2 separate regions of the Homo sapiens genome follow, and region 1 is linked to region 2. A link is a loop called in an ENCODE intact Hi-C map of the cell type or tissue named here. Cell type or tissue: endothelial cell of umbilical vein. All regions are shown on one strand. Region 1 overlaps SV2C (synaptic vesicle glycoprotein 2C). Region 2 overlaps SV2C (synaptic vesicle glycoprotein 2C).

Evidence for each region. A loop is a pair of places that touch in the nucleus more often than their neighbours do. Peaks named below come from ENCODE experiments on the same cell type or tissue, not always from the same donor. Only the 100,000 strongest peaks of a DNase experiment are listed, where the experiment ranks them.
Region 1: it touches region 2 in a loop (4-fold over the local background); 1 of 110 quality-filtered maps calls a loop at or near these places.

What each region holds. Positions count from the first base shown.
Region 1 is chr5:76,112,360-76,117,359 of GRCh38, reverse strand. The region is part of intron 1 of SV2C (synaptic vesicle glycoprotein 2C); the gene reads right to left. Among named protein-coding and RNA genes, the nearest start is that of SV2C-AS1, 31 kb to the right of the region's middle. In endothelial cell of umbilical vein, no CTCF peak of the experiment used is centred here; a DNase peak (open chromatin) is centred at 3,069.
Region 2 is chr5:76,164,944-76,169,943 of GRCh38, reverse strand. All of the region lies in intron 2 of SV2C (synaptic vesicle glycoprotein 2C), which reads right to left. Among named protein-coding and RNA genes, the nearest start is that of SV2C-AS1, 84 kb to the right of the region's middle. In endothelial cell of umbilical vein, no CTCF peak of the experiment used is centred here; no DNase peak of the experiment used is centred here; H3K27me3 peaks cover 140 bases.

The sequences.
Region 1 (5,000 bases), 53 kb after region 2:
GTTTATGTAACTCAGTGAAGTTTAGATGTTTTCTTCTTACAGTGCCAGTTATTTAATGAACAAAATACATACCTATATATAGAAAATATACATTTAAACATTTTAAAATTCATTTTATATTTGCATATAGTTTTCTCAAAACCATGATATATAATTGGCCACAAACTAGTTTCTGCCAGATCCATTGGTTGGGTCAGGAAATGTGCTGTCTCCTGCAGTAAAACATCAGGATTCATGGAGAGCAACTCACTGAATTCCATTTGTGGAACAGAGTGGATACACTACAAATAAGGGACAGACTTGCTTAAGGATAATTCAGAAAGACAAGGCTCTGAACCATGCTGACAGTCCTAGCTCACTTTTCCTCTCCATATCCTTCTGTAGATCTGGACCCATCTCGGGTAAAGTATGTACAGGAGCAACTTTGCAAGAAGAACTGGCAAGCGCACCCAGAGTGTCTTCATTCGAGCCCAGGAGGAGTGCAATACTCCTGGATTCCTGTCCCTAAGTAGTTACCAAGATCTCATAGCTCTTTGGGGGAAAGAAGATGCTCAAGGAGCATCAAAACAACCTGCATTATGAAGCATAATCAGCTACAACACTGTCGTATGCAATTCCTGCTCTTAAGTAACAGTGAGACATTCTCTTCCATCCAATGGCCAAAGGCATTCTGGCAGATGGTTTTCCCTGCATTAAACAGGCACCACCAGACTTGAAAGGGACCATCTGTGAATGTGGTAATGACCACTCAAAGTCAATGTGGTCAGTTCTGCCTCTTTCACTGGAACTTATGTGAGGGAAACTCAAAGAGAAACAAAGCCAGGACCTGAATTCCTTCCCAGAAGGCGAGGCTTAGGGAAGGCGGTGGGGACTGGGAAGAGCAGAAGGCAGAGGGGGGACTTCCCTCAACAATTCTGCTTCCCTCTCCTGGGTTTAAAAGATCCAATCACTCATTCAGGAAGTATTTATTCTGCACTTGTGATGTGGCAGGAACTCTTCTGGGAGCTAAAAGTCAGAGACTGAACAAAACACACAAAGTCCCTGATTGTAGGAAGCTTGCTTTCTTGAGGCAAGACAGATAGCAAAACAAAGAAATGCAACTCCATGTAGTGGTGAGTGCCACAGATAAAAATAAGGCAGGGTAAGGGGTTAGAGCAGCTCTGTCCCATAGAACATTCACAATGGTGGAAATTCTGTATCTGACTGTCCAATAAAAATACAGTAATTTAAATTCAAATGACCACACATGGCTAGAACCTACTCTGTTGGATGGTGCAGGGTTATAGGGTGCAGGAGGTGCTGCTCTTCTAGGAAGAGTGGCCAAGGTAGGAGACTGAGCAGAGGAAATTTAAAGAGAAGCCCAATTAAGGCTAGGGCATAGGCCATGCTGCTCCCCAGAGGCTCAGAGCTTTCCTGACATGGAAGACAGCAAGAGTAAAGGGGCTCAGGCAGAGAATGGCAATGAGGCCAAGTGGCTGAGCAGAGCCAGGGAGAGGGGGTCAAGGAAAGTGGCTGGGACATATCACCCAGGACTTTTGAGAGCCACAGTAAGGGCCTTGGGTTTTCTAAGAAAGATGGGTTTAGAGTAGGGGGAGGTGACAAGATCTAGAAGAATGTACCCTAGTGGAGCAAAAAACAAGAAGTTCTTTTAAAATCCTATTTACCTAGATATTGGCAATGCCTCCTTTTCTTTTACTAGATCTCATTATCCCTGCTCTTTCACATTTGTTATCCTTTTTATTCTGACTACGATCACCTTATAATGAGCATGGCATCTTTGAAAATAGGTAGCATTTATTAAATCTCATTAAAGACAGGTTTGAGGAAGGAGGACAGTCAGAGCGGAAGTTCAGCAGTGCAGACAGAGCAGTCAAAGAGAAAAATCCAGCTCTTCATTGTACCTGGTAGGTGCTTGATACGTATCTATGATCAACTACCCTTCTTCACCTCCACGTTCACTCAGTCTCTCACCAGAGCCATTACAAAATAAGACTAGTTTCCCTTTCCCCTGTACGCCTATCACTAAAAGTAGAAGAAAAAGACAATCTATAAATTAGATATTCCTATCTTGCATATTTAAAACTTGGCTATAGAGCCAAATACTGGTGTCAAGCAATTACTTAGACTCAAAGATGGAAAACTAAAAGCAGTCACGCCATCCATATACTACCTCAGTGGGACCAACGCGCGATTGTTCCTAAATTTATACAGAAACTCTACAACATCCCTTGAGTAAACAGGTATCCCAGACATATTAAAATGACCTAATTTAATAGACATAAACGGTGAGTTTGTTTATGAGTCAGACACATACTTGGGCTCCCATACTGCCTTTAGCACTTACTAGCTTTGTGACATTAAAATGGGAAATAACAGTGCTGTTGTTAAGATGAAATAACATCAAAAAGGCAAATCATGGTACGTGGTACCCATTCAGTAAATGCTAGTTTACTTGAATTTAAAAAGAATAAAAGAATGTAATTTATAAATATAATTCATCAGCCAGCAGTGATAATACTGGCAATTTCCTATTTTGAAAGGAAAGATGATTGTGAAACCTAAGTTGGTCATGCCTTTCCCTAGCCGGCGAGCACAGGCTGGGAGCCATGAAGCCACAGCACACTATTTCAGAAAAGGCTCACCCCCAGTGTTTACAGCTGTTGCTGAGCTACACACCCTGGGGTTTAGCCCACAAAAGAAAGCTCAAAGAAGAATGTCTACTTGTCTGCCTGTCTTTTCTGAGGGAATCAGGGCAATGTGATTAACATACTTGCAGAGTTTTAATGCAATTTAAAAGCATAGCCAGATTGATCAAGTCGGCCTCATTCCTATTACACTGATAACAGCAAAACACATTTTCCTGGACCTCAGGAAACTCTCATAGATGTCAACAAGAGGAGGAAACAGAGCCCCCAGAGCTTGCACTGTTCTCCCTTTACTGGCTAGAAATGTTGTAGTTTCTCTTTCTACTTTGTGTTTTACTTAGTAAATATTTCATTTTGCAAGGTTCTTAGGGTGGTGGCTATAAAAAGCAGCCGCCTTTGTTTATTCAGCCCTTCCTGAACACCATGATAAAATCCACTCCCATGGCATTATTCCCATGGTGATGGGGGATGGGGAGGGATGCTGTACTCGTTGTTTCCCTTGCTTGTGGCCTCTAGAAGGGAGGCATCAGGGACTTACTGAACATCTCCACCGGTGCTCTGTAGCTAAATGGGAGCACAGCTTTGAGACCAAGGTGTTTCAGTGGTGCACAAGTCCCCACAGAGCCGTCTGCAAAGCATGAGAACTGGAGCATTCATTTACTTAGCATGCAGTGTTCTGCCCAGGGTTCTGTTGGTACATAAGAGATGTGTGCTGAGAAAACGCCATTCGAGGCAGGTCTCTGCTGCCACAAGCCTGGTGTGTATGTGTATATATGTGTGTGTGTGTGTGTGTATGATTGTGGGGAGGAAAGTACAAATCTATGCGTTAGAAAGAGTAGCGTAAGAGATCTAGGTAGCCACTGAGAATGGGCATTCTTTCCTGTCTTTTCCAATAAAACCTTCTCTTTATTGTCATTGGGAGAGAGTTGCTAAACTAATTCACAAACAACATGTAAATAAATGGCTAAGGAGTTCCTTTCCCCGAGGTATTTCTCTCTTAATTCCTTAGTCCAAGAAAATGGGTAAATTGTGGAATTTCAAGCTCAGTAGTTGGGTTTATAAGTTAGATATTGGGGGACAAGGACTTCTTGGCTTAAATCCTCCCAAGTGGACTACTGAATATTCCACCAATGTTTGAGAACTGATCTGGCCTCCAAAGCAACAGTCACAAGGGAAGTCAGAATTCATCCATCCACCCTATCAGACTACAAGTGCCTAAGGGAAGGGACCATGTTTTAGCTCATCTCATATTCTTCATAGCCAAGACAATCCTGGACATTCATTCATTTACTCATTCTTCACACAGCTATTTTGCACCTGCTCCACAGAAGGGTGTAAACCATCCTTAGATGCTATGCATACAAGAACTAAAGGTACAGCCCTTGCCAGCAACGTATCTTCCGTTTACTGGGGCCACCCAGCAGACAAACAGACAATTATATTATGATGTGATAAGAGCAATGTGCTGGCACATGGTATTATGATATTATGGAGTGAGGTCGAAGCTGAGCTGGCCAGGCAAAAGGTGGACAAGTAGAGGTATTCACTGATTAAGGGCTTGCTTATTAAAAGACATAGTAAGAATTCCATGCGTATAGGTATAGGCTGAAATTTTTTAAAAACACAAACACGTACTGAGAGGCTTTTGCAAACTTATACTTGTGCTAGATGCAAAACGAACAAAAATAAAAACAAAAACAGATTCCAATGCCTTCTTCAACTGTCATACCTCTGGGCCAGTACTGTAACTCCACCTTGGCCTTACTTGCTAAACTTAAAATTCTAAGTTTCTTTCTTTAGCTTTTTTGTGTCTTATCTCCCTGACATTGTTATCCACTATAAATTAGTGCCATGGAGGAAGGTATAAAGGCACTTTTGTGACTGACAGAAATACATGATTGACATCTGATTACATACAACAGTATTTTCCAAAATTCATTATGGGAAACAATTTTAAAGTGTTCCTAAAAAAGAAGGTTTATGGCCAAATATGTTGAGGAAACACTTGTCACTTTCTCACCACTTCCACTACTCTTTACCTGGTCTAAGCCACCATCACGTGTCACCTGAACACTACCAGGGCCTCCCTCTTGGCATTCCTCATTCTACCTTTGTCCCTCAGAGTCCCTTCTCCACAGAGCAGCCAGAAAAAACTCACCAAAGGTGTGGCAGGAAACCTCACTCCCCTACTGAAAACCTTCAGGGTCCTCCCCCCCATCCCCTTGGCGCACAAGGCCTCGCCTGCCTCCTCTCTGGTCTCGCCAGCCAGACTGGCCTCTGAGAGGCCAAACACTTCCTGCTTCCAGCCCTTTGCACTTGCTGTTCTCCTGTGTTGCAATTATCTCCCCCCAGAGA
Region 2 (5,000 bases):
TAATAGCTGCCACCCAGCCCTCTAGAAGACATCTCTGACCTTCTTTGGGGAAACCACTTTTTTACTACCAGACACAATCTTTCTCCACAAATTGACACCACTATTCCACTAACATGGTTTCCACAGCTGGCCAAATGATCTGGCTACCTAGCAAGCTAATTCCTCGAGGGCTGCCTTTCTCAAGCCCCTCAAATTCCACGTGCTATTGTTGCTAGGACTGGTTTCCAAGCAGCATCAACAGTGTCTGTGAGCTTCCTTAATCGGTTTAATGTGATGGAACCAGTTAAGGGCATTATGAATGCCAGTCTTCAGTTGATGCAGGATTTACCCAAGCTTTTGTTAATTGGGGAAGGTTTGATGCAGTTGATGGATTCCCGTAGTGCTACTGAGAAACATAACAGTTTTATGCTATCTTCTTTGATCCAGTAGTTCTGTCGGCTTTAGAAACAAAATCCTAACTGACAAGTCTGAGATAAAATATACCTACTTATGCCTTTGTAATACCCTTAATTCCCAGTTTTTCACCACCCTGCCCCCTACAACTAAGAGGGTTCCTGTGAATATTACATCATGTCTAGATGCTAAGCACAGTGCCCTAGTCATACAGATCTGAGCCCATCTCGTCACATCAGTAAATTGGAATGACAGCCATCATATTGCCACAGTGATTCTGGAAATTGGAGTGCTTCTAAACAGAGTCCCCAGCCAGACCTCACCAACTGCTGACCATCCTGGGCTCCTGCATTAAATCATTTCCAACACACATTCAGAACTTTCCTCCAAAGTGTTTGATGGGATAATTGTTCATTCTTCTACTTTGTCCAGTAAAATATATTTTATCCTCTTGTTTCATTTTATTTTTCTTTCATGCCCAGAGTAGTAGAACTGCCTGACTCAGGAACCCAGAGAAGTCAGCAGTACTTTAAATAACAGTTCATTAATTAATAGGGAAAAATAGGGGAGGCCCACTAGAGTACTGACTTCAGACTTCAGCTACATTAGCACAAAATGAGATCCCCAGGATAAATGTCACGCTGGAGGAATTAGTAAGCAATAGTGTCTACAGGTCAGCCTTTGAGAGCAACTCAAGAGCGGGGCAGGGATTTCCTCTTCGGGGTTAAAAGTGTCGCTGGCACTGCCCTGGAACATGATGTCAGAACTACTGAAACCCCCACAGTCTACATATTCTCCCAAAAGGAAGGTGGTTTTATATTTTACGAGAAAATCTTGTGAGAACACAGTAGAACATAATTTAAGAGAGAAGTAAGGGCTGACAAGGAAGGGAAGATATATTCACTCCAGGCTATCGTGAAAGCAAAATGAACGGAGAGAGAGCAACGCGGCATAAGAAATGCAGCGCGGCCCGGAGCCGACCATCTTGGGGCATTTGGTCAAAGATCACCATACCTCCTTCACGACATCATCTCCAAAAGGAGATTCAGAATTTTATGAGCACATTTTCTGCTACTGTTTTTGGCCAACCTGATTAAAGGTGGTAAAGGAGTTCCACATATTATTATCTGACTGGATCCAAGGTAAGGAGGGGTCCAGGGTGAGTCATCCTGGTGGGCAGGGGTGGGGGCAGCTACTGCAGTTGGGCAAGCATGGAGTTGAGTCAGCTAAAGTAGCGAGCATTAGACAGGGACACAGGGTTCAGTCCCAGAGGTCGGGGAAGGCCAGTGAAGGCTGCACTGGCAGAAGGAACCATCCAGTGAAAAACAGTTCAGCCCTCCCCATGCAGGACTGGGGAGGAGATACAATTGGGCAGGAGTAGGTACCTCTGGGCCATGGACCTTGACTCTATCTAGAAGAGGTCAGTAGCTTGTGTTTAGGGTCAAGAAGCCTGAGGGTGATTGGAGACTTGTGCATTTATACAGGAAACTCAAGGACCATTCTACCAAGATGTCCTAACCAGGATTTACAAACGACTGGATTTCATTGCAAGGAAGAAGAAAGCAATTAGAAGCTATATCCATGAATGTGGATTCCATGAATTTTGTCTCTAGATTAGAAGCTGTTTCTCTGCCCCACATACTGAGCTCCTGACTTTCCTGTATCATTTTAGGACTAAAAAAGGGTAAAAAGTGCCTCTTCTAGGTTGGGATTAAAAACAAAAAGCTTCAGTATAACTCAGCTGATAAAGATTTGGATTCGGGTTCCTGGGTCTGAAGACTCTTCACCACCAGCCACTCAGTGGAGCCAGACTGCATGGCTTCCTATCCAGCCTCTGACACTTATTGGCCATATGACCTTGGACAAATGAACTAACCTCTCTGACCATCATTTTCATCAATTGTAAAATCAAGATAATAACAGTCCTTTCTTCATAGAGTTCTCATGAAAATAAAATGAATTAACTCTTATAAAGTGCTTAGAACTGTATCTGGCACACAGTAAAACCTATATAAGTATTTGCCACTATTATTATCCTGGCTTTCCCCATTTGTAAAGACAAGCTAATGCTGTCCACTGCTAGCTCACAAAAATAACATGAATGCAGAAACTCAACTCTGAAAGAGTCATGGCAGGTTGGGGCTTTCCCCCTCATACTAATCAATCATGTTCAAGGCTATCAAGACACAAAGACAAGGAAAATACAGAGCTAAAAGGGACGTGTGAAACTGAGTCACACTACTCATTTTACAGATGAGAAAACTAAAGCTTAAAATTACTATGTCCCAAAGTTAATTTGTCAATAGAACAAGGAATAGAAATTAGTAAAGTGAATTTCCCAGTGTCTGAAGGTGTAGATTCACATATTAAAATCAGGTGCCTGCTAGGTCAGTGTTACTGTTGTTTATTGTCAGCCTGGCCTATTCTCCTTTCCGGTAGCATGACAGAATATGAAAACGTCTTGAGCTCTGCAGAAGAGGATCACTATGTAATTGTGTCAGGGCTGGCTAAGAGTGGGGCTCAACCATGATGCAAACCACAATATAGTAAAATTGGAATGGCTTGACTTCCTTTAAGTGCTGTAATTCTTCTCTACCCATGTCAAGTGTAGAGGAGACCTCTTGGGTCATAAAACCCCATACCCAAGCATCCTTTCTGAAGAGAAGGACTCTTTACCCTGGCAAACTTGATCCTGAACACAGGATTCTATCAAATGGAAAAACATCTCTGCTGTTGAAAGCTTGGTCTGTGACATTGAATGAGGTTTGTGGATGCCTAAAGAAGGGTTCTGGTGTTAGGCTGAGTAATCCAAATCATTTCTGTACAGCTTTGTGGAAGGGCCAAACATAGCTGCATTCAGAAACTGGAAGGGGAGGGGAAAATACTTCAATAAAAAATTTTCTGAGGCAGCACTTAATAGATGCTGCTATCTACTGGTTTGACCCTAGCTCCTAGATATTTGTGGGACTGCTCACCATAATACCAAATGATGACATCTACAAAGGTAGCTTTATTTTAATTCCTAGCTCCTAGATATTTGTGGGACTGCTCACCATAATATCAAATGATGACTTCTACAAAGGTAGCTTTTATTTGAATTTGTTTCAAGTTCCATTCCTTCTATCTCTTTACAATCAGATCTTGGCTAAGCAAAGATGTTTAGCTACCAAATAGGGGTTTGATGGTCCTAATTATAAACTTGGAATTAAGAAACCCAGTTTCTTCTTCTCTCTCCTTCTTCCCCACCATGAAAAAGCTTTGGAATTTGAGCCAGATCACAGGTTCCACACTGCAGGGTTGTGGAAGCTACTGTGTCATTATGTGTTAGGTCAATGCATAGGAATTTGCTTTACTTTGAAAAAATGCATAAAACTTTTGACCACGGGGTATCTTTATTTCTATTCTGGGCATAATATTAACATAAGATACTACAGAGCAGAAACAATATCAGGAAATTCCAGGAGAACAGTGTCCCCTAAGGCCTGGGTAAGCCAGGGACAGGCGGAGGGAACACTCAGCTATTATTCTCCAACTTCCCCTGCTCAACTTTCCTTCTGGGAACCCCTCATTCTTGACTGGAGTTGATTCTGGGCATGCCTCTGCTGCAGTTCTCACTCTCCTGGTCTGGGTTGGAGCATGGCCTCACCTCTCTCACTCTCAATCTCAATTCAGTTCCTGCTTTCCACTCTGCTCTGTACTGCTGCCTCTCTCCCAGCCCCAACCTTGCCTTGTTTGATTCCAGTTCCTGAATCTACTCAGCTACTGATTTGATCTTTCTGACTTTGGTCTTAACCTAACAACAAATACACCAACAAATCCAAGCTCAATGTATATTGCTCATACTAGTCAACAATAAATAGGAACAAAAGATTAATACACATAACAACCGATGGGTGTCAAGGGCACTATGCTAAGTAAAAAAGAAAAAAAAAGCCAATCTCAAAAGGTTTCAGACAACATGATTCCATGTCTATAACATTCTCAAAATGAAAAAATTATAGAGATAGAGAACAGATTAATTGTTGCCAGGGGTTAGGGTTGAGGACAGGGTATGGCTGTGAAGGAGTAACATGAAGGAGTTTCTTTGTGGTGATGGAACAATCTGGACCCTGGTTGTACTGGTGAGGTTATATAAATCTACATATGTGATAAAACTTCCTAGAACTATACCATTCCTCCACACACACAAACAGAAACAACAGTGGATGTAAAAAAAAATGGTGAAATCCAAATAAAGTCTGTATTTGAGTTAATAGTATTGTACCAATGTCAATTTCCTGGTTTTGACAATGTACTAAGGTTATGTAAGATATTATCATTGGGGGAAGCTGGGTGAAGGGTAAACAGGAATGTTGTACTATTGCTACAACTTCTATTGAGTCTTAAACTGTTAAAAAAATCACACACACATAAACACACAGACACACACACACAGTCAAGACTTGCATACCTGTGGGTTCCACCTCTGTGGACTCAACCAACTGCAGATCAAAAATATTTTTTTAAAAAAGGATGATTGCATTTGTACTGAATATGTACAGACTTTTTTTTCTTGTCATGATTCCCCAAACAGTATAGTATAACAACTATTTACATAGCATATACAT